2 separate regions of the Homo sapiens genome follow, and region 1 is linked to region 2. Evidence: read pairs that join two places in POLR2A ChIA-PET (ENCODE). Cell type or tissue: A673. All regions are shown on one strand. Links, peaks and the distances in the headings refer to the core of each region. The heading gives the core; the rest is flanking DNA. Region 1 overlaps ROR1 (receptor tyrosine kinase like orphan receptor 1). Region 2 overlaps ROR1 (receptor tyrosine kinase like orphan receptor 1).

What was found. ChIA-PET counts read pairs that join two places held together with the same protein. Peaks named below come from ENCODE experiments on the same cell type or tissue, not always from the same donor. Only the 100,000 strongest peaks of a DNase experiment are listed, where the experiment ranks them.
Region 1: POLR2A ChIA-PET joins it to region 2 with 8 read pairs; 4 of 35 experiments call an interaction of 5 or more read pairs at or near these places.

Annotation. Positions count from the first base shown.
Region 1 is chr1:63,891,233-63,895,625 of GRCh38, forward strand. All of the region lies in intron 1 of ROR1 (receptor tyrosine kinase like orphan receptor 1), which reads left to right. Among named protein-coding and RNA genes, the nearest start is that of ROR1, 120 kb to the left of the region's middle. RefSeq lists a silencer at 1,909-2,078. In A673, for the core only: no CTCF peak of the experiment used is centred there; a DNase peak (open chromatin) is centred at 2,029.
Region 2 is chr1:63,785,488-63,789,880 of GRCh38, forward strand. The region is part of intron 1 of ROR1 (receptor tyrosine kinase like orphan receptor 1); the gene reads left to right. It also overlaps the pseudogene RPL19P3. Among named protein-coding and RNA genes, the nearest start is that of ROR1, 14 kb to the left of the region's middle. In A673, for the core only: no CTCF peak of the experiment used is centred there; DNase peaks (open chromatin) are centred at 1,874 and 2,574; H3K27ac peaks cover 1,877 bases.

The DNA of each region.
Region 1 (4,393 bases), core at 289-4,288, 110 kb after region 2:
GGGCCCTGTTGTTACAAGAAACAGCAAAATAAAAGTATTTCTCTTTTCGTTGTGGTAAATTGGAAATACCCTAGAGACTGTCAAAGAGGGATGTGAAAATATTTCAGAAATATTATTTCATGCCTCCTGACTACAGGATGGTGGTGAGGACTCCTTTGTCTGAGGCACTTAGAGCTGTTGAAGGTGTGTTGCCTGGAAATGCACCTCATGGGAAGACTTGCAGGTGTGAGCGGTTGCCTAGGAATGTCATTTCAGGATTGGTAAGTGTGATGTTAATTTTAGGTGTCAACTTGACTAGGCTAAGGGAGGCCCAGGTAACTGGTAAAGCATTATTTCTGGGTGTGCCTGTGAAGATTTCCAGAAGAAATTAGCATTTGAATCAGTAGACTGAGTACAGAATATCTGCCCTCAGATATTCATGCCTCGAGTATGCATCATCCAATCTGCAGAGGGCCCGGTAGAACAGAAAGATGGAAGATGGGTGAATTTGATGTCACCTTGAGCTAGGACACTTATCTTCTTCTGTCTGTGGACATCAAAGATCCTAGTTCTTGGGCCTTTGGACGCTGGGACTTACACCTGTGCTACCCTAATCCTGGTTCTCAGACCTTTGGACTCAGACTACATTATACCACTGACTTTCTGGTTCTCTCACTTGGCTTTTGGAGATGGCATATTGTCGGATTGCTCAGCCTCCATGATTGTATGACCCAACCCCCATAATGAATTTCTACATATATATATCTTCTTGGTTCTGGTTCACTGGAGAACTCTAATTCAGCAAGTCAAAGGAGGAAAGTATATTCACCTTTAGTTTGTCCCTACTACTTAGTGATTTTATTCACTTCTACTTTAATTCAATAAGCATTCATTAATTCACTTCTAATGGACCATGAATAGTGCTAGGTGCTGGAAATGCAAAGATTAATGGACTATGATTAAGACACAGTTCATTTCCTTGAATCTCACAATTGAATAGGGGAAAAGGTACAAGGAACGGTTATACTATGGTGCAAAGATAGATGTGTACGGGGGAGCTGGGCACTTCGCTGCATCTGGGAGGGCAGAGGAGGCTCTGAAGGAGATGATAACAAATTGGATCTGAAAAGATGAGTTAAGAATCTGTCTGACCCAGAGGTTTCATGGGTCTTTAAGCACATTAAGGAGACTTGAGTGTGGTTTATAAGGTATGATTTGTACAAAAAGCACAAATCATATTCCTGTAAACACTTGAAAGTATCACAGTTTCACATCCATGTAGTGAGCTGTAACTATGTTTATTGTATATTTATTGTCTATTTTACAGATGTGAAAGCCTGAGAAGGCAGATAGATAAATGTTACTTGCCCTAGGTCACCAACCAGTGATTAGCCACTGAGGACTGAAACCCAGTATTTTTTTTCTTACAGTAAAACCCATGCTTATGGAAGTCCATACTGGACAGCAGTCTTGGGTTTGGCTAAGCTCTGCCACCACTAATGAGCCCTGTAAACTCGGACAAGTTGCCAACCTTCTCTAAACTTAGGCTTTCTCATCTGCAGAGTGGAGGGAGTAGGACTTGAGGCCCTTCTAGCTATGCAGTCTGTGATTTCTAGAGACAGAACAGGGAAGGGCAATAGGGGTGACAGGAGAGACCAGAAGCTGCCGTCACAAAGACTAGCTTTATGGCAAGCCTGTTTCCCAAAAGCACAGGCCCTTCAGTGGCCAGTGAAACTGATGTGTTTGGATTTATCAAGTAGCTTTGCCAAGGACCAGCTGGCAGAAGAAAGCAAAAAGCAGCACGGCAGATTTAAAGATGAGTTCATTTCTATGGTGTCAGCCGCAGAGGGTGCGGTTTCCCTGTCTCTAGAGTGGTGGACACAGTCTACCACTGTGTTTCTTCGAGGGGAGATTGTGCATGTTTCTTCGAGGGGAGATTGACTGTGTGCTTAGGCAGTAAACATCTTCTGGGCACAGTGTCACTGGGAGGATTTTTGTATTGAGAGGGCAGTGAGGCGTGAAACCTCAGACTCCTGTGGTACTTCCTGCTACCCAGTGATGTCAGAGGCTTGCTGCTCACAGTCCCCAGCTTAGGGCCCTGTTTCTCCAGCTCTCTGCTTACATCATGTGGGAGAGGAGCAGCAGCCATGAGAAAACCTAGCTCCTGGAAGTGCAGAGATAGAGACTGGGATAAAAGAGGGGGGTAAAAAAAGAATTCATTAAATTTGGCCTTGAAGATGGTTATTTACTTGTTTGCTGTGCTTGCTAATATGCCATATGAATAGAAAAGAGGCTGATTTTTGATGACACCATTTCAAGAGTATCCTTCATGATGTCCAGGTTAAAAGGTTTTTGTGGGTTTCTTAATTTTGTTGTTTACTGACTGGGCGTGGACATATGGACTCTTATTTTTTTTCTGGTTGCCTTTGCTACATTTACAGGCTTCCGTGTTTCTAAGAAACGAAGCAGCTGTCTTTTCATCAATTAATGGTATCAAAAGTATCGGTAATCTCTGGATGGTGCTATACAAAGTGGGTCAAGAGATATACAGTGGTCCCCCCTTATCTGTGTCCTGGGAATATGTTCCAGGATTCTTGGTAGATGCCTAAACTGCAGATAGTACCAAATTCTATATATACTAAACATGAATTTCTTTTTCCTTTTTTACAATTTCATGCATAGAAGATTCATTTTTACTGTAGATCTTAGTGACCTCAGCATACGATTTTTTTCTTTCCTCATTAAGTCAAGATCTTTTTCACCTTTTCACTTCAATCTTTTACCTTATCACTTTATAGTTTATTGGCAAATCCAAATGCCAGCATCACTACTCTTGTGCTTTTGGACTCTTAGTAAGTAAAATTAAGGTTACTTGAACATAAGTGCGTGATATTGTGGCAGTCGATCTGATCACCAAGACAGCTACTAAGTGACTCATGGGCAGGTAGCATAGAAAGTGGGAATATGCTGGACAAAGGGGTGACTCACATTCTGGGCAGGATGGAGCAGGATGGCCCAAGATTTCATTATGCTACTGAGAATGGTGTATAATTTAAAACTTACGAATTATTTCTGCAATTTTCCATTCCATATTTTCAGACCATGGTACCTTGGGTAACTAAAACCATGGAAACCAAAACTACAGATAAGGGGGGAGACTACTATATTCTAAAAGTTTATAAGAGAAAGCAATTTGATGGTGATATCAAATGCCATTGCATTGATCTCTGCAAAAACCCTTCCCATTCATTAATGCATTCCTCATACATAGACATATAGCCTCCCATCATCTTCACACACCACAGACACCTTACATTTGTGCACTTGATTTTTGTGAAGCTGATGTTTATACTGATCATGTTCAGGATGGGGCTCCTGTAGCACAGGGGAGGTTTTTGGGACAGGTGGGTAAGAGAAATATAAGGAAGGAAGAGCAAAAAGGACTTGATTCTTTATTGTTTATACACCAAAACCACTGCCTTATGCATAATCCCTCCTTCTGGGCACTGGGTAGTGAGTTGGCAAAGTGAGAAAGACGAAACTGGTAGTTACAAATATTCTACAAATTGTTAGAATAAACACTGGTTTTCATTTGAGTTGGCCATTAGGTTGGAATCTGCTTGGCCAAAAGGTCAAAACCCTTTCTTTGGCAAGAGTGATGCATCTTAAGTGTACTTTATTTTGCCAAGTAGACTAAAGACCTTCAAATCTTTGACAGAGGTGTGGGAAATCCTACAGCACATGTTTTCTCTCAGTCTAGAAAAACTCCTGGACGTGGATTACAGGAGCTTTTAGATCTTAGAATGCTCTTTATAAAACATATTTGGATGACACATGACATGGAGAAAGTTATGGCATGCTTGTGTTTTATGTAAGTATGTGATTTGATCAGGGCTTAGAAAAGTTTATCAAGCTTTTTAGATATAATTTTGTAATCTCTCAAGATAGAGATGGCATTTAATGGCGGGATAGTTGGCCAATAAAGGTCACTGGACAATTTAACAGAATGTTGCATTCTTGTAATATATTCTTGTTCTTCTTTGAACACAGGACTATTACTCAGATTTAGAAATACTAGTTATCTGCATTTTTCTTCATTGTCTCTGTTAGACAGTGGGATATAGTATTGTCTTTAGTTTGGCTACACTGCTGGGCTTGAAACTGTGGGTAAAGGCTAACACTCACTTAAGAAAATAAACCATGTATCTTGGTTTCATGAAGAAGATGGTTAGACCTGAGAAAGAGGATGATCTCTGTTGACCAAGGTGGAATTTGAAGTGGAGGTAGTGTGAAGTCAGGGTGAGGTTTTGGCATGTTTAGTCTCCCAGACAGAAAAGATGAAGGCCAAGAATTGATATTCACACATCTCGATTAGGTACCTGGCATATCATTAGCCTTTCTTGAAGTCATTGAT
Region 2 (4,393 bases), core at 209-4,208:
ATATATATATTTTATTTATTTATTTATTTATTTATTTATTTAATTTTTTTTTTGAGACGGAGTCTCACTCTGTGGCCCAAGCTGGAGTGCAGTGGCACGATCTCAGCTCACTGCAACTTCTGCCTCCTGGGTTTTTTAAGTGATTCTGCTGGCTCAGCCTCCCGAGCAGCTTGGATTACAGGCGCCTGCCACCACGCCCGGCTAATTTTTGTATTTTTAGTAGAGACAGGGTTTCACCATGTTGGCCAGGCTGGTCTTGAACTCCTGACCTCAAGTGATCTGCCCCGCTCAGCTTCCCAAAGTGCTGGGATTACAGGCGTAAGCCACCGCGCCCGGCCTACGCAGCAACAATTTTCGATGATGTTCTTAATCCACCAGTGATTTAAACCTCTTTTTCTCTGTGCGGCTCATAGCGCTTTGCCCACTCACATCTGGTGTCCCTAAGTCAAAGCATTGAAAACTTTGCCTGTGACCAGGTAGTCTTCAGTGGGTTAGAGTCTGCTGTCAGGGCCTCCCAGGGGACACGTGATAACTAATGTCCTTTTTCCCCACTGAGGAAGGGGGGAGCTGAACTGAGCATGTCCAGTCTGTGCTACCCAGCTCATCCCTAAGTTGCTGCCTAGGACTGTGCTCCGGGCCTCTGCAAGGAGGAGTTAGTAAAGGTGCAGAGAAAGTCCAGGACTTAACACTGATTAGTCTTCCTCCCCAGAAAGAAAGCACCTGGCACAGGGAATAAAGCATTTCCCCCCTTACGCTGGCTACAACTTGATTTTTTTTTTTTTTTTTTTTTTTTTTTTTTTTTTGAGACAGAGTCTCGCTCTGTCGCCCAGGCTGGAGTGCAGTGGCACAATCTCTGCTCACTGCAAGCTCCGCCTCCCGGGTTCACGCCATTCTCCTGCCTCAGCCTCCTCAGTAGCTGGGACTACAGGCACCCGCCACCACGGCCAGCTAATTTTTTGTATTTTTAATAGAGACGGGGTTTCACCGTGTTAGCCAGGATGGTCTCGATCTCCTGACCCCGTGATCCTCCCGCCTCGGCCTCCCAGAGTGCTGGGATTACAGGCGTGAGCCACCGCGCCTGGCCTTTTTTTTTTTTTTTTTTTTTAAGGAGCAATTGTCAGATTTGATGGTTGTGTTGGGGTTAAAACTATGTAGATAAGGTGGTCAAAACCTTTTAGAAATAATCCTCCCACATCTTTCCTGAGGGCTTAGGTTTAGAAAGTTTCTTAGCCATCCCAGGATGTGGGTGAAAGTGGCTTCCCCCAGACTCATCAAATACACAGAGCAATTGATCTGAGTGCTGGTGGATGGGAGGGAAGGAAAGGAGGGGCCCAAGAGGCGCAGCTCCACCTGCCCGAGGGAGACGTCCTGTGTAAACTAACAAGAAGTCACTGGTGCTTCGGTTTGGTTAAATACTGATTTAGCAACTGAAAGGGATGCAGGAGAAATATGGCAATATCCTCTCCAGTAAGAAGTTTACTGTTTTTGTTAGGGAGGCAAGACTGATACACCCCAAACGGTATGGGAATAATGAATTGATCCAAATGTCAGTGGCCTGCCCTTGGTTTAGGGCCCTTTGCCTATCTTGAAGCCTCCAGGAATTTCTACCCTCACACCGGCCTACCTCCCTGGCATATCCAGCTCAGACTCTTTCCTCTTTTCATTTCTTCTTGCTGAATTCTTGTTCTTCAAACTGTATTGCATCCACATCCAGGAAGGCACCCTGGCCTGTTTCAGCCTGTCAGTCCTTCTTTTGTCGTCTCACCTTCCACCAGTATTCTCACATAGGCCGTCTAAATCACACCTGCTTATGCTGATTTAGCCCAACACCTTTGCAATAATTGTCACTGTCAAGTATTAAGCATTGACTGTGGACCCAGCACCTGGCAAGGCATTTTGTATTTTGTAGTGGAATCATATTATTTTCTCCCTGTAGAACTATTGCCTTTCTTTCCTTCCTTCCTTCCTTCCTTCCTTCCTTCCTTCCTTCCTTCCTGCCTTCCTGCCTTCCTGACTTCCTTTCTTTCCTTCCTTCTCTTTTTTTTTTTTTTCTTTTTTGATGGAGTTTCACTCTTGTTGCCCAAGCTGGAGTGCAATGGTGCGATCTCAGCTCACTACAACCTCCGCCTCCCAGGTTCAAGCAATTCTCCAGCCTCAGCCTCCTGAGTAGCTGGAATTACAGGCACCTGCCACCATGCTTGCCTAATTTTTGTATATTTAGTAGAGACGGGTTTTGCCATGTTGGCCAGGCTGGTCTCAAAATCCTGGCCTCAAGTGATCCACCCACCTTGGCCTCCTAAAATGTTGGGATTACAGGCATAAGCCACTGCACCCGGCCTATCGCCCTGATTTCAATCCCTCATCTGTCACTCCCTCATTCTGGGAAATGCCCCTTCATCAGTTTCAAAAGGAACTAATCATAGTCTTTCCTTGGGATTTAGGGGCAGCCCTTCTGGGATGGGGAAGCTGAGAGATGCCCTTGGTCATGTCTGAGCCCAGGAAAGAAGCTGGTGTGTAGGAGAGAATGACTTCATATCCAGAGCAGGCACTCCTGAGAGGCAGAAGAGGTCTGACAGCCTGCCAATCTCTTTTCCACCTCCCTGGGGTTTCCTTATCTGAGCCAGTAGACGCTGCTTTCATGAGGTTATTGTGTTCCTACAATGCACACAGCCTCACCTCACTAATCCTCATAACAAAATGAAGTGGGTGTTATCCTTTTTTTAAAGCTAAGAGGAAGCAGTTTGATTGCTTTTTCTGATGAGAACATTTATATCCATTAAAAGCAAATTCAGAAATGTATAATGAAAACAAATTTCACCCATTATCCTACCATTCAGAGATAACTTCTGATTGTGTTTATACACGTGGATTTATAAAAGGAGGTTATGCTTTTATTCCCAAAAGAAAACTGAGGCTCAGAGATGTTAAGTAACTCCTCTAGGGTCAAAACCAGTGCAAATCACTAAAACGTGTTGACTGTCTGTTAAATTCAATGTAATTAAGTGCCACAGGGAGTTACAGGCAGTAGGTTTTGTGGATCAAGAAGGAAAGAGGCCGGCATTGATTGGAATTACTGGGAGGGTTTTCTGAAGGAGGTGGGGCTTGACAGAGTGATCTAATATATATATTATATGTTATATATATATATATATTTTAAGGCTTGTTTTATTTTAATGGCTGATCTATATAATCACAGAAGCCAGTATGTACAGACAAAGTGGAAGTTTTTATTTCCTTGTCTCTTCCTCCTTGGACAAGGTCTTGATGATTTCCTCCTTCTTGACCTGGAGGCACTCTTTATGGCGCTTGCATGCTTCCTTGGTCTTAGACCTCTGGGCCTCAACCTGGTTAGCCAGGAGCTTCATGCGAGCCTTATCTGCCTTCAGCTTGTGGATGTGTTCCATGAGAATCGCTTGTTTTTGAACACGTTCCCCTTAACCTTCAGGTACAGGCTGTGATACATGAGGTGATCAATCTTCTTAGATATGCGGTATCTTCTGAGCAGCCAGCACAGAATCCTCATTCTCCTCATCCACGTGACCTTCTCTGGCATCCGGGCATTGGTTGTACCCTTTCGCTTACCTATGCCCATGTGCCTGCCCTTCCGGTAGGCCAAGGTGTTTTCCTGGCATCGAGCCTGGGAATGGACAGTCATTGGCTTGCGGATCATCAGCCCATCTTTGATCAGCTTCCAGATCTGCTGACAGGAGTTGGCATTGGAGATTTCATTGGTTTCATTGGGGTCCAACCAGACCTTCTTCTTGCCACAGGGGAGGACCCTAGAGGCAAGCCTCTTCTGAAGCCTGAGCATACTCATGGCTGTGACCATAGCAGTGAAAGGTGAGTGATCTAATATTGACTTGATTCCTCCCATTAAGTGGCCTCTGAGTGGGCAAAGCCAGTGAATGGGGACACCTGAGCACTGCCTGCTGTCGGGACTGGGCACTGCCTAAGACAATGATTACTTTTGAGCTTTTCTGAAGTGAAAATAAGTCAATGTGAACATGGCAAAGAGGGACAGAGGAAGAGACTTATGGTATCTAGAAGGAAGTTGGCAGGTAACAGGGTGCCAGGAAATTAAGACCTAAAGAAATAGAGTGGAGGAGAAGGAGGGTGGGGGCACAACAGTGGATTGTGGTTTTGCATTTGAATCAGGAGGAGGAAAAAAACACCCATCCTTCCTCTCCTTTTTTTTTTTTTTTTTTTTTTGTCTTTAAACAGGCACTGTCACTCTCTTTTGGGATTACTTATTTATATGTTTGTCTCTCCCTCTGCACTGTGAGATCTGGGTGAGGAGGAATGGTGTTTAATTTTCATGCATATCTTCAGTGTTCAGCACATTAAGCCTGGCACAAATCAAAGAGACACTCATTAAATATTTTTCAAAGCAAGG